Regions from separate parts of the Homo sapiens genome. Here region 1 is linked to region 2. A link is a contact called in ENCODE Hi-C or POLR2A ChIA-PET data. All regions are on one chromosome and are shown on one strand. Each heading gives the region's core, a stretch centred on a gene start or an enhancer-like site at or near the end of the contact. The rest is flanking DNA. Distances are from core to core; before and after follow the strand shown. Region 1 overlaps MEIS1 (Meis homeobox 1). Region 2 overlaps MEIS1 (Meis homeobox 1).

Region 1 (7,236 bases), core at 3,110-5,609, 74 kb before region 2:
TTGTGTAAAGGTAGGAAGGAGAGAGAGCATGCCACTTTGGGGACTTTGTGTGTGCTTCAGCATGAGTAGAGAGTGGGTGTGAGAGAGGAAGAGTCTGAGGTAAGGCCCAAGAGGTAACAGGGGCAAGACCACAGAGGGTCATATTTGTCATCTTAAGCCCATATTTGTCATTCTGGCATTGGTTTAGCAGGCAGTAGGGAGTCATTGGAAATGTGAGGGTTGTGGCGTGGTTGGATGGAAGTGAAGGAGGAATTGGAGCAGGGGGAGGCTGGAGTCAGCATGATAGTTATTCAGAAATGTTGCAGAACTTTACTTAGGCAGAGGGAGGAGGCTAGAGAGAGTAGCTTTGAGGAGGAAGACTGGACTGGACAGAGAAACAGTGGACGCAGAGGGTAGTGGAGTGCAAAGGCTCTGGGATGATGCCAAGGTTTCAGAAGACTGACTACACAGACTACAGGTCCCACTGGCATGCTCTTTCTTTGTCTTCTTTTGAATGTAGCTTTGCCACTCTAGATGGGAGAAAATGCAGCTGGTCATTGATGGCTGTGGCTTTTCTCCTACACCCTTGCTGGGCAGAGGTGATGCTTTTCCCACCTGTTCCTGAGGATGGCTTGCAGAAATCCTGCTAATTCTCTCTGCTGCACTGCTTTCCCTCAAAGAAGGCTCCGGCTCCGTGGAGACCAGGGGCTGGGTGGAAAGGAAGAGGCCAGCCAAGCTGTCATGGGAATTTGGTGACTCATTTCATCAGTTTACTGCTCTGAAAATGAGGTGACTTCCCCCTTTGCTTGACAACTGATTGATGAACATTTCCTGAGTATTTGCAGAATAGATGTTTTGCCTCATGGGCCTTCATGTTTATGTGCTCCCAGTGGATTCTAATCCTGGTGTGCTTCAGCCTTTCCCACTTCTCAGCTGCTAATTTTTCTTTCTATGTAGAGTCTTCAGATTACCTGCCCAAGACTTAATAGAATGCAGGATTAGAAACAGTATACCGTTATGCCTGCTGATACAACTCTGGTTACGTTGACTTTTTGCCAGAATGTTAAAGAATGAAGGATACCTTTTTACACTGAAACAGTATTTATTTGGCTAAAAACACTGTCACCTGGTACTTAGTGTGTCTACATTGAAAGCTGTCTTTCAAAGTAGCGTACTTCATTTTGTGTGTCTAGAATTTCTTGTTTTGTTTTTAGTTTTTACTTTCTTCCCCAAGATGTGGGTTTATGTGTTTTTAGAAGAATTAGCTTTACTTTGTTTCCATTTTTCCTGATGCTCTTGATAGTGAAGGAATCAGCTTTGGAAAACATTAATTGCTCCACTAAATAATGGAATCTTAATACAAGTTACATAGCGAGAAGTGGAAGCATTGCTTTTAGGCCCCAAGAATAGACCTTAGGCTCATTTTCCATAACTGAAATGGAAGCAATAGGTTTGCATTATGTGGATCAGAGTCATCATCTTAGACACTAGCCATAGTCCGTAGATTTAATTTTCATATTTCAAATGGAGGCTGTAAGTTTAACATGTCTTACTTTGCAGCTGGAACAGATTCTATTTTTAATCCGTAAGTTGCATATGGCATGGAGCCATGTGCTGCCCAGATCCAAATGCATAACTCCTGTTGATATCAGTGAGCTTCATGATGAATTGGAAAGAACTATGTGGTCTTTGTTCCAAACATCTATCTGACTTTTTAGGATTAAACGTGCTAAACAAATTCTAGCACTTTTCAAGTTCAAATGGAGTGTTTTTGAATGTAGCAACCATGCTGGCTTAAAGGAATAATGCAACAATTCCAAATAGACACACGCACACATAACCGTAGAATTGGTTTTCAGGCAGAGAAAGGCAACTGGGCTCAGGAACCTGGCTGGCATAGTAAAGGACATGGTTGTATTGAGCTACACAAAATTGCCTTTAAATAGAAAAGATAAGAGGAGAAAGCCTTTTCTTTGGATGGTACTCTGCTCATCAGGGTACACATTATTGTTGGTGAGTAACTCTAGCAAGAGCCCTCTTGTACTTCCTCATTCTTATGACCGCAATGGTGGGAATTGTCTGGCAATATTCATTCAGAACTGACAGATGTTTGCATCTATAAATAAATGTACTCAAATCATAATTGTTATAACAAGATTGTTTGATTACCTGGCAATGGCCTTGTGCTGAGATAGCTTTTGGATCACCTGTTCTTTGGGAACATTTGACAGACCTCATGTTTATTACCCAATTGGATGTCAGTAGCAATTGCAGCTAAAGAAAAAACAAAAATGCAAGTACTTGTTGACCTTGACTTTTTTCCACAAGAGATTGGACTTGATGGCTCTATTGCAGTTGAGCTGATAAGGGCTATAAACAGTAGTTTAAAGAAAATGTTTTATTCCCAGAGGAAAACACCCTATTTGCTGTGGGAAATGGCAATAGACATATACGCCTTTTGCCAGATTTTCTTAATTTACCTTTATTTGGGCTGTGGGAAAAGGATATGCTGGAAAAGCTTTTTATGGCTTTAATGTACATTTGCATAGATTGTTATAATTTGTGAATGGTGTAGTTAGTATATTGAATACAATTTAAAAGAAGCCAATGATGTTTCTATGATTTATGATAATATGATTTTTTTGAAACTGTCATGTTAGTATAAGATTGTGTTTCAGAGATGAAGATCTTATAAAAATGCAATAGACTTATGGTGCCAAAATGCTCTTTTTGATTTTAATTAAAAACATAAAAGTGTCATTGGTTAATATGATCTCACTAGGAGCAAAGAAAGAAAATTGATCCAGTGAATATTTACATGGGACATTCCAGAAATGCACTGGGGGATAAGGCAATCAGCACTTTTCTTTAGGCACAAAGTCTTAAGCTCCAGATTTGAATCAAGAAGCCCCGGGCCATGAAGGATTCCCCATTTCTTGGTGAGACAGTAAGGCTCGGTAACCTGCCCTATTTGCTCTTTAAAAATCTCACTGCATTTTCCTTCAGAGGAGAGGTGCTTTGGCTCAATGCCACTGACTTCAACTTTTGCTCTTAAAATGTTGTTTTGATGCATAGTGTAGTGATGGCTGAATTGATTTCTGTGCATAAACGGTGGCCTAGATTCTTGCCCTGTGGAAATCCATGGAATTAAGAACTCTAGGTTCCTGGAGTGATAAGAGGTAAGCAAATGATTAGATATGCATGCAGGGAAAAAATTCAAATGCTCATAGAATAGAAATAAGGGTCTATATAATTTGCAAGTTTAATGTAAATGCAAGCCACTAATACAACCAATAATTTAATGCTAATATGTGAGGATAAGTAAATGTTATTCTAATTATTTCCTATTTGGTGTGTTCTCAAAGAGTTCTGAGCAAAAAATATACTGCATTGAAATATTTCCCTGGCTACTCAGGATGAAAATGTGGTCTACTAACAGCTGTGGCCATAATGAAACCTCTGGGATACTAGTGACTAAAATTTCTCTTTAGATAGAAGTTTGGGACAATTTGAGATGGCAGAATCTAAGCCAGAGTTTCTTTCAAGGAGATTTAGCACACTGGGATATTATGTGATTTATCCAATGAAGGTACAGGCTGAGATCTAGCTCAATATGCCCTTTTAAGTAGTCACTAGAATTATTTAATAATGCAGAATATATTTTTGGTAAAAAGATTTGATCTTTTTGTCTGTTTTTCAAAGTGCAAATTTCCTCCTGAAGATAGACAAGTCTTGGGTACGTTTTTGTGAGAACAGACCCTTTGAATGAAATTTTAAAACCATCAGAAAGTCATAACATGTATAATCAATAGGGAATTTCTTGCTGTCTAAGAAAACGATAGGAAAGAAGAGTTCCACTCTCTCCAGTCTTCTTTGCTAAGTCTCATTTCTCTACTTGTGCATTTCTTTGGAGAATAACTGCTTGCTGACTTCTACTTTCCTATGAAACTTTTGTGAAGAATGGTGGAAATCTTTGCAATGACAGATGCCATTGCAGATTATTATGATGTCCATTACTTGGAGAATGAAATTAGGAAGAGTTTATTTCTGACATGGCACATACCCTTCCCTGCAACAGAAAGACTGTAGCCTAGAATCTCTGTTAAAAAAAAAAACAAAAAAACAAAAAAACACATCCTCAGGATTTCTGGTGATTCTCTGGTTGATGTGGTAGAAATGAGCAGAGAGGCAAGTCTGCTGCCTCAGGCATCCTGATCCCCTGCAGCAGGAGGGCACCCAGGACATGTAAGCTCAGGTTCCTTTTGGCTGCATGAGCAGGGAAAGTGGAAGGCAGGGTATCCTACATTCTTCCTACTACTCACTGAAGGATGTGGCAAGGGCATGAATTGTTTGTGGTTGGCTCTCTATTCTGGTGCTAGGAAAGACTTCTGTGTTTATCTGCATCTTTCTAAGCCCCCATTGCTATGTAGCCAGCTCCCAGGCCACTTTGTGGGAAAGCTTTCTTTGTGATGGATGACGTGGCATTTCTTGTCACTTCCTCAAATTCCTTCCTGCTGCCTATCAGCATTGCTCTGGACTTATCTGGGTTGAGCTTCAGCCAGCTAAAGCTAATCCAGGTTCCTATTTCAGAGGAGCAAAATGACAGCAATGACGCTGCCATTCTTTTGGTTTGTGACCTAGGATGCTGGGGAGAAAGAGCAAAAAGAGGAGGGTTGCAAGAGTTGGGGCCTGTTGGCTTGATTTTTCAATCCTGGTACCTTGAGCATCTCTTTATTCTCATGAGTCTTGCCTCTCCATAAGGCTGACAGTATTATTTATTTTCATGTGCAGTTGGATGTAACTTTTCCAACTCTGACCTGAAGTGGCATTTACCTGAGATTGGTTTTATTCCATCTACTGAAGTTGGCGCTGACAATTTTGAGCCTCTTAAATGAAGTCTTATGAAATGGAGTTTAGAGGATCAGAGACTTGTGGCTCTTTAGGTCTGATATTTCTTTTTTTTTTTTTTTTTTTTTTTGAGACGGAGTCTTGCTCTGTTGCCAGGCCGGAGTGCGGTGGCGTGATCTCGGCTTACTGCAACCTCCGCCTTCCAGTTTCAAGTGATTCTCCTGCCTCAGCCTCCCGAGTAGCTGGGATTACAGGTGCACACCACCACACACCACACCCAGCTAATTTTTGTGTTTTTAGTAGAGACGGGGTTTCACCATGTTGGCCAGGATGGTCTCAATCTCTTGACCTTGTGATCTGCCTACGTCGGCCTCCCAAAGTGGTGGGATTGCAGGTGTGAGCCACCATGCCCAGTGATATTCCATTATTTAATAAATATATTTACTGAAAATCTACTATGTGCCAGGTACAATGCTAGGTGGGAAATTTTTCAAACAAATAACTCATTTTTCATGCATTCAGATTCTGAAATGTGCCCACCCTCGTTCATTTGTGAGCCTCACACCACCACCCTTATGGTGGAGCAGAGATTGGTGTCTCTATTTCATAGGTGAGAATAACCTAAGGCCTGACAGGGTGTGAGTGAGAAAACAACAGGACCTAAGTCAGTCAGGTTTCTCAATTGCAACAATTTTCTTTTTTACCAGGTTAAGAAGTAACCTAGTAACTGATATCTTTTTGGTTCATTTATTTTTGAAATGTGTCTACCAGTTCTCTCTCTCTGTCTCTCGTTAGAAAGAGAGAATACAGAATGACATATGAGGAAGGATCTTTAGAAGAAAGTGATCAGGCACTGCTTAGCATTATATTTCTTGCATTCATTTATTCATTCACGGAGACCCTTCTGTATAGAGGGCATTGTGCTAAGCTCTGGGATGACAGAAATGAGTAAGACCAATCCCTGTCCTCAAGGAATTGGTAGTCCAGTGTTTGTTTCTCCCTTTACCCCTGAATTGAGAACTGTCTGGAACACACATATTTCCCAATGTTGCTCTCTTTAGGAGTTACCTGCTGTCTCATTCAATATTCCTGATGCCATCTAGTGATATTCAGGCATGAGGGGGCTTCAGTGTAGGATCAGAATGGAAGCAACCCAATATTGGTCTCTACTCATGGAGAACAGGCTTTTAATAAATCAGATTTCTACGTGAGATGGTTTGACTTTTTTGGACACAGGAACAGCCTAAACTCACCCATAAAATGGAAGTAGTATTAGTACCTACTTATAGGACTGCTGAGAACATTAAACAAGTTAATATATAGAATTTTGAACCATACCTGGCAATGGTAAGCATTATGTATGTGTTAGCTGCTGTCATTACCACATCATCATTATCAGCTGATTAATTTTTCTCTGTGGAAAAAGAGATTCTGCTTAGGACTGGTGTCCATTTCTAAGGGGAGTTATGCTTATTTTTTTTTTTTTGTCTTTTTTTTTTTTGTCTTTTTGTGGAGAACGGGGTCTCGCTATATTGCCCAGGCAGGTCTCGAACTCCTGAGCTCAAGCTATCCTCCTGCCTCTTGCCTCCCTGAGAGCTGGGATTACAGGCGTGAGCCACCGCGCCCGGCTGGACTGGTGTCCATTTCTAAATGTGAGTGATGCCTTCCAAGAAATTGAGAATCTAGTATTATTCCCAAATATATATTTATTTTACAACGAAGACTGTTTGGCTGCCCTTTTGTGTCAGGACAGAGGGCATTGTAAACTTGGTGGGCCATCAAGATTTTCACTCTTATAGGACTCCCTTCCACTGTCCATCACTCTGAAATGTTCCACAGGTCTGCTACTTTTACCTGAGGAGGCAGTGATGAGGAAGTGAATGGTTGAGAAGGGACGCAGACTGATAAAATTCTTACCACAAGGCCTTGGGTCTACTGGATTCCTTTTAAACAACTGCTTATGTTCCTTCTATACCACACATTAAAGTGTCTGTGAGAAAATGAAGTTTGTGGTGTCAGTTAAGATTACAGGTTGAATGGCATACCTCTTCTTGATGGTCAGATTGGGTTAAGGTTGAGTGTCCTTGGGGGTCCTAGGTGGAATTTCCTCACAGGAGCCAAGTTAGGATGGGGAATATATTTGGCCACTAACAAAGTTTCTTCTTGTGTCTCTGGTCTCATCTGGTCACAATAACCTTTGGTTTTTGATGAAGCTATTGGGTAGTCTGGCCTTTGAATTTCAGTACATCAATGTTACTGGTAAATCTTAAGATATGGAAAGATAATCCTTAGCATTATGGATAAACTTTACCAAGTATTCCAGATATCTTGAGAACTAGGTTTGTGACAATTGCAGTTGGTAAAATAAGGTTTAAAATACCTCTTGCCTATTAATTGCGACTAGAAAAG
Region 2 (7,776 bases), core at 1,365-3,864:
TAAGATCTCCTTTATTATAATAAACAGATTCAGCTGTTAAAGGTCAAGTTTCTTTCTGAGTTATGGTAATAATATAGCAAATACTTTTACAAATAATCAAAGATTCTATAAATATAGGTACCTGTTTAGATGTAAATGTTAAAACATTCACAAATTATCCTTTCAACTTCTGTGATCTAAAAATCAATAGGGGTCATAGGGTTTCATAGAATTGTTCTGCTTTTTCTTCCAACATAATTTAATAATACATTTTACAGATGTTGTTTGAATATTAGACACAGATTGTTTTGTCAATAAAGTTAAACAGAGGTATGACACAAAAGCAAGGAAAACAGATGTAAAAAAAAGAAAAAAACAGTACACGATGCAAGAAGCTCTGGGTCACTTGTTTGCTATTCAACTACAAAATTAAAGTGTGGGCTGTATGGTGATTTTCCTTGCCTAGGAATCACCTAGGGATGGAACAGCTTCACACATAGAAAGTAATTGTATTAAGCAGGTGGTTTAACTTTTTCCCTTGAGAATTGAAGTGTAACCTACATTTAAAGTAGACTTCCTAATTGATCAATGGAGTAACAGGTGCGGTATATTAAAAAGAAAAAGGAGAAATATAAATGGAAGAACTCCCCAGAATATTTCAGAATGGGTTGTTGTTCTTCAAGCCTCGGTTAATTGCTATGCTTTTCACCTTGAGTGTCAATTCTAATAATATTACCTTTACAGACGCTTACTCTGGGCTTAGATTATAGCAATCAGTAATACTCACTAGATAAAATACTGTCTAGTTGCTCATAAGAAAATATTGAAATCAGTCAAAAAATGTTTAGCTTGCATATTGCCTGAGACAGAGCTGGCGGGGCGCCAGACAGGCAGGGTATTATTAGGAAAGCTGAGCAAATAGCTCGCAGGGAAAAGAGCTGTGAATTTAGAAACCTTCAGGTATTGTCATGTCAGAGAGTCTTAAGAGTTCAACAGAGACACTGCTTTTTTTTTCCTTCAGATTTAAAAAATTTCCAACAAACAATCTTCTTTGAAAATGACTCTGCAGTCTGTTAAATATACTTTGTTGTAAGTTTTACACCATAAGTTTACTCAGAGCTTTTCCCCACTGCATAAAATCACATCGTTAATACTGTTAAAGACGAAAGCTCCTTATGAAAGAGTACACTTTGAAACACTGTGCTGGCTGGAAAAACCCTGCCCCTTCCACCATGGGGCCCTAAGTCTAGGTGAGAAAAGAAATGAAGGTCTAGGATGTAGGAAGGGTGGATTTGAAAGTCCAAATATGGTTTTGTGTAACCACTGTTTCTCCTCCAGCCAGCATTCAAAGGCAGTTGCTGAGCTTCTCAGGAGGACAAGACACTAGCTGGAAGCTGCAATCCAGCTGGTACAACCTGAGGAATTATGTCGGGACCCTGTAGGGTTGGGGTTCAAGTGAGGCTCAGAGTTGAGTGAGTTGGGAGACTGATTTACCCAGCAGGGACCCAATGTTTCTGAATATCCATGATTCATTTCAAGGCAATGAAACCAGTGACAACGGAGGTTGACTTTGAACATGGTATGCAGGTCAGCACAACTTGTTGCAAATCCTAATTAAGCCAGTCTTCTTGTTTTCAGTGTGTCTGTAAGTATCTGGTCAGAGAAATGCAAACAACAGGCTGTGGGTCATGCAACCCGATGGGGCAGGACTTGACTCCCATTTCCCTGGAGAGGGCATAGGGATGAGGGGCTGAGAGGTGTCACGGTCAAGGGGGAAGAGCTTGGCTACGCCTCATCCATAGGTGGCTAAGGTGTAAGCCTCATGACAATTTAAAATTTACACAGGGCAAGTATGGGAAGGGGAAATGCAGGGACAGGTCGCTGCAATCAAAACATTTCATCCCTCATCCCTACTCCTTGGATTTGGGCGACAGTGTCCTCTGGTTTAAAATGGACAAGTAGGACGAATTAGTCAGGACTCAAAGGACTCTTTTAGCTGTAATATTCTAGACTGTGTAATAATGTGAATCAAAGAGAAGTAAAGTGTGCGCTCTGAAACTCTCATTCCAGCTTTATCCTAGGAGTGGGGAAGGAAAAAAAATACTTTGATAAGGAGACAAACAGAGAAATTAATTAAAAAGTTGTAGTTGTAACTTTCCTCATCTTACATAAGCAAATCAAACACTGTAAAATAAAAACTAGATGAAATTAAACATTATCACAAGACATGAAAAAGATGTGTGCTGTCATTTTAGGATTCATAATAAAGATAAATCAGTTGTTTTTAGCAGTGTGCTATGAGTCTATGAAGGGCATGACAGATAATAGGCTCGAAATTTCTGAAGTTATTGTACAGCAAAATTTGTTTTTTCCTCAGGCATTCAATCTTTTTCTCCAGTAATTTTGAACATGACAAACTTTTTAGTGGATGCATTAATAATCTATAAGTAATGGGTTGTCAGGTGTCAGTTAGATAAGATTAAAAGACTGTTTAAGCATTATCCATTTGCTTCTTTGCATGAGTTTTATAGGTCAGCAGAAATAACTTTTTGAATTGTGGTTGTGTGTACGTGTTCTCTCTCTCTCTCTCTCTCTCTCTCGTCTCTCTCCACCCCCCAAACCCCCCTCCCTCTTTCATTTGGCTCCACTCCAAGCATACGTGGAAGAACCGTATTACATTCCATAAATCCTGTATGTAAGAGCAGATTTGAAACTCACTATGTGAATCAAGGGGACAAATGTCTCAGCTGTCTTCTGTAAATGTATTTTAGTTTTTAAAATGTTACTCTTCATCTTCTCAAAGGAAGCTCTGTAAGGGGAAACAAACTCGGCTAAGAGGGGCATTGAAGCTTTAGACATTAGTAGTTTCCTAGCAAGTCAGGTTTAGGTCTATTCTTGTCAAATATGTCTTAAGTGTGTTTACATATAGTTTGCCTTTCTGGTATTTTCTGCTTGCACAGACCTGATCTCCACCTATTTTGTGTCAACAGTTGCTGAGGCTGGTGTTGGGTGATTAACCGTTAAGCACGGAAGCGCAGTACCCAGAGAGACCCTCTCTCTCCTCTCACTTACATCATCATCTGGCTTCAGGCTGTGCCTACAGAAAACAAACAGCATTTTTGAGTGGTTAAAAAGTCAGCCTGAAATATTAAAAAATGGGGCAAATGTTGCCTCCTGGTTGAATAGAACAGTTTTCTTGAAAAATGGAGTGGAGCCAGGGGCTCGGGGGAAGGAAGTGTTTCCGAGGGCAAACGTTGGTCTTAGATCCGGTCTGCATTGCTCCAGTGTGTGCACGCCGAGGAGCTTTCTGTAGACGCTGAGGGTTATGTTCTGCTTCGTTTTTGATTTTCAAGGGGAAAGAGGACATACAAAACAAAAACAAAAAAAAACCTACAACAACATGGATGCCTGTAACTTTGGCAAATATAAGGCTGTCCTGTTCAATGCCCTCATAAATCATTAATATTTTCCTGTCTATTTTATTTTCATTCTTACAACGCTCTTAGCCTGACCCCTTAATATGGAAAATAATTAACTCTTTCATGCTCCTGATGCCTGAACAATAACAAATAAACAAAAGAATATTAATCTGTTCCGACATATTTGAGAGGTTTCTTTTCCTTTTTACCCTCTTAACTAACCAGTGCCTCACAAGATTAGATCCTATGGTTGAAGAAGGGGAAAAGTATTTCCTTTTTCAAACACATTAACTCCTCCAGGTCTGGGGGAGATGATTGGAGCTACATGTAACTTAGCTCAAAAATAAATGTCCTGCCTTTGGTGAGATCTGGCTTAATATTGATAAAGTCACTTTTTTTTTTTTTTCAAAAACAATATGTTGCCTACGGATGGAAGTTAATGCACCATATAATTATACACACATACACACGTGCATGTAAGTTTTCAGTATTTTTACTCTAGGATGCTAACTAAATCAAATGCAAACCAGTAGTCTTGAGGTTTGTTGTCTGGTTGAAGGGTTTTGTTGGCCTATATCACTAGGACATCTGCAGTGGTTGACTTTGTTTGTTTGCTAGTTTGGGTCATAGTTCAGATGTACTTGGAAAGGGCCGGGGAGTGGGTAGGGGGATGTTTTAAAAGCTTATGGAAAGAATTGAACATGTACAAAAAGATATAGGATCTCAGCCCCCTGGCTGGTTACCTGACAATACTGTTTACAGAAAGGAAAGTATAGTAGGTTATGGCAGAGATTCCTATCCTCAGGACTTGGGGCGGGGTGGGAGGGGGCGCAGAGAGGGGGTAGCGGGGCACATAAGAAGCATGTCACAATCATTTTGAGTGAATATAGTATTTAAAAAGCATATCGAGAATTAAATTTTGTTTTTAGTCATGCTATTTCTTTTGAAATTGCAAATAACAAAGGAATATAAGATTTTTGATGTGTCAAAAGGGAGCATGGATTAAAATTTTAGAAACCCTATGCTACAGAACCATAAAGTAAAAATCCTGGGAGGGAGGGAATTTATGCATCATACGACAGATGAGGCTCAGGGCTAATTAGAGGCAGGGCTAGGACTGGTTCCTAGTCCAGTGCTTCTTCCAGTCCACTAGAATGTACTTATTTTTAACAGCTTTATTGAGATATAATTCATAAACCATCATTTCACCCATTTAATTCAATGGTTTTTAGTGTGTTCACAGAGTTGTGTAACCATCCCCATAGTCAATTAAAAGACATTTTCACCACCTTAAAAAGAAGCCTTGTACCCTTTAGCTATTGCCCCTCTTTATACTTCCGTCTCTCTCTCCAACAGCTCCTGGCAACCACTAATCTACTTTCTGTCTCTATATTTGCCTATTCTAGACATTTCACCAATGTGATCATGGAATACGTGGTATTTTGAGACTGGCTTTTTTCACTAAGCATAATGTTTGCAAGGTTCATCCATGTCATAGCATGTATTATCAGCACTTCATTCCCTTTCAAGGCTGAGCAATGTTCCATTGTATGGATATAAGGTATCTTTTTTTTACCTATTTATCAGTGGATGGGCATTTGATATTCATCTCTTACCATTATAAGCGTTCATATACAAGTTTTGGTACCATTAAGTATTTTTGGGAATGACAGTATAGCAACAAAGACCTGTCTTAGGTTTGTATAATTTGGAAAGCACTTTTCATTCGATCATCCCAATTTCAGCACCTAAACACTGCTAGAAAACTTGCCGGTGAGTGGCAGTTTTCCCACTCAGTTCTCATATTCTTCTCACTACACACTGCTCTCACTTTCCCCGCCACTGGGTAGTGTTTTGACTGTGATAATTACGAGTGATGTTCAAAGAAAAGGAAAGTTGGCTGGGCACAGTGGCTCACGCCTGTAATCCCAGCATTTTGGGAGGCCGAGGGAGGCGGATCACCTGAGGTTGGGAGTTCAAGACCAGCCTGATGAACATAGAAAAACCCCGTCTCTACTAAAAATATAAAATTAGCTGGGAGTGGGGGTGCATGCCTGTAATCCCAGCTACTTGGGAGACTGAGGCAGGAGAATCGCTTGAACGCATAAGGCAGAGGTTGCTGTGAGCCGAGATTGCGCCACTGCACTCCAGCATGGGCAACAAGAGTGAAACTCCATCTCAAAAAAAAAAAAAAAAAAAAAAAAAGAAAAAAAGAAAAGAAAAAGAAAAAGGATAGTCACACTGAAATCCAGCAACTCAGCAGTAAAATGCACAAAGTTCCCTCGAAATGACTTAGATGACCATAAGCATTTTCAAAGATTTGACAGATTCCAAGATGTCATTTTGCTAATGTTATTGTCTTTATTCGAGAGATTGTTTTCCTTTAAGTGTGTTTCCATTTGTATTTTAAAGGTCTACAGGTTACATATTGACATATATTATTACATAGAGCTTAGGTTTCAAGCTTTACTCATTAAAACAGAGGTCACAGTGAACATTCCAAGGATGCATGCAAGCCTCCATTCAAGTCAAATCATCTTCATTGTGCCATTCTATAGCCTAATTTCATAACCAGACGGAACTAGAAATCAAGCTAAATTTTGAGATATCCTCTCTTGACATGAGCAGAGACTCCAGGTCTAGAGGTTTATGGTTGCTGAAGACTTGGAGAACTGAGGCAACTACAGGCAAGATCCTAGAGAAAGGAAGGAGCTCAAAGGTACTCCAATATGGAGCTAAGATTCTTTAATACCTGATTAGGGCCAGGCACAGTGGCTTATGCCTGTAATCTCAGCACTTTGGGAGGCTGAGGAGGGCAGATCACCTGAGGTCAGGAGTTTGAGACCAGCCTGGACAACATGGCGAAACCCTGTCTCTACTAAAAATATAAAAATTAGCTGGGCATGTTGGTGGGTGCCTATAATCTCAGCTACTAGGGAGGCTAAGGCAGGAGAATCACTTGAACCCAGGAGGCAGAAATTGCAGTGAGCTGAGATCGAACCACTGCACTCCAGCCTGGGTGACAGAGAGAGAGAGAGAGAGAGAGAGAGAGACTCTGTCTCAAAGACAAACAAACAAGTAAACAAAAAAACCTGATGTATATGGGGGCTGGTTGCCATTCTAACACAACGGGGTTTTAAATTATTTGGGGGAAACTTTCTTTGGAAAATAAAACATATTTGATCATTAAGGTGACCATGCATCCCACTTTCCTGGGAGGCTCATGGTTTATGCCTGTTGCCCAGTGTAATTGTTAACAGTGCCTCTTCACTCTCAAACGTGTCCCAGTTTAGATGACAAATTATCTGCTCATCATATTTATAATAGAGATTGGCAGAAAACTAGAATTTGCTTTAAATAGATACATTTATTCAGTAATGTGTAAGGGATGTTTTGTTAGATTCAATTTTATTGACTTCTTGTGAATATGGAAAAATTGGAATTTAAATGAAAAATGGTTCATCTATTAAACTAAAGAGAGACACTTCTGTTCTTTGAAGACATTATTATACCTATTTTAGCTTTTTCATTAGTAGAGGAAGTTTTGCTATATTATCCTAGATCATGCTATTGCTTCTACATTGTGCTAATAATCATTTTAAATCTATATTCTAAACCACTATTTTTTTTAGCTCCATAAGGTTATACAAACTCAAATTTGGCAAATTGTCTGTTACATGTAAGTAAATATTTTATGTTTACTTAAATATAAATATAAACCCTGTCTCATTCTGTTGCCTAGGCCGGAATGCCATGGTGTGATCATGATTCACTGCAGCCTCCACCTCCTGGATTTAAGCAATCCTCCCACTTCAGCTTCCCTAGTAGCTGGGACTACAGGTGTGCACAACCAGACCCAGCTAATTTTTACATTTTTTGTAGAGACAGGGTTTTACCATGTTGCCCATGGTGATCTTATACTCCAGGCTCAAATGATCCTCCTGCCTTGGCCTCCAAAAGTGCTGGTATTATAGGCATAAGCCACAACTCCCTGCCATCACTTTTTTTTTTTTTTTTTTTTTTTAGGATGAAGTCATTTCAAAATTTGCTTTCAAGGAAAATTTTCTGTAATATATACCAAGTGATGAATTATTTGAAATTTATTTTAATGCCTAAGGCCAAAATAATACATGAGTTTTGATATTACTTTGCATCATCATTGTCAACTAGTGATTGGTTCATTTCACAAGCTGCTTTAAAGAGAATTTTAGTGGCTGGGTGCAGTGTCTCACACCCAGCACTTTGGGAGGCCGAGGAGGTTGGATGGCTTGAGCTCAGGAGTTTGAGATCAGCCTGGGCAACATAGTGAAACCTTGTCTCTACAAAAAAAACAAAACGACAAAAACTAGCTAGGCATGGTGATGCATAACTGTAGTCC

The links. Hi-C counts contacts between places; a loop is a spot of excess contacts on that map. ChIA-PET counts read pairs that join two places held with the same protein, here RNA polymerase II (POLR2A). Pooled maps may share reads with other maps.
Region 1: a loop to region 2 is called in a map of endothelial cell of hepatic sinusoid, with 2.8 times the contacts of the local background. The contact joins two enhancer-like sites. A Hi-C loop is called at or near these places in 4 of 168 maps with a recorded cell type or tissue (PC-3, aorta, ascending aorta and 1 more) and 3 of 50 pooled maps. POLR2A ChIA-PET finds 5 or more read pairs at or near these places in 2 of 52 experiments (K562 and MCF 10A).

The regions. Positions count from the first base shown.
Region 1 is chr2:66,476,917-66,484,152 of GRCh38, forward strand. All of the region lies in intron 7 of MEIS1 (Meis homeobox 1), which reads left to right. Among named protein-coding and RNA genes, the nearest start is that of MEIS1-AS2, 40 kb to the left of the region's middle. Within about 2 kb of position 4,360, at least 6 of the 41 ENCODE cell types and tissues checked have a DNase peak (open chromatin) inside an H3K27ac peak, as active enhancers do.
Region 2 is chr2:66,552,702-66,560,477 of GRCh38, forward strand. The region is part of intron 9 of MEIS1 (Meis homeobox 1); the gene reads left to right. It overlaps LOC124900511 (a long non-coding RNA gene), which reads left to right. Exons shown (of 2, transcript XR_007086610.1): 1 at 1-2,670; 2 at 2,970-7,776. Among named protein-coding and RNA genes, the nearest start is that of LINC01798, 17 kb to the right of the region's middle. RefSeq lists an enhancer at 1,907-3,725. Within about 2 kb of position 2,615, at least 7 of the 41 ENCODE cell types and tissues checked have a DNase peak (open chromatin) inside an H3K27ac peak, as active enhancers do.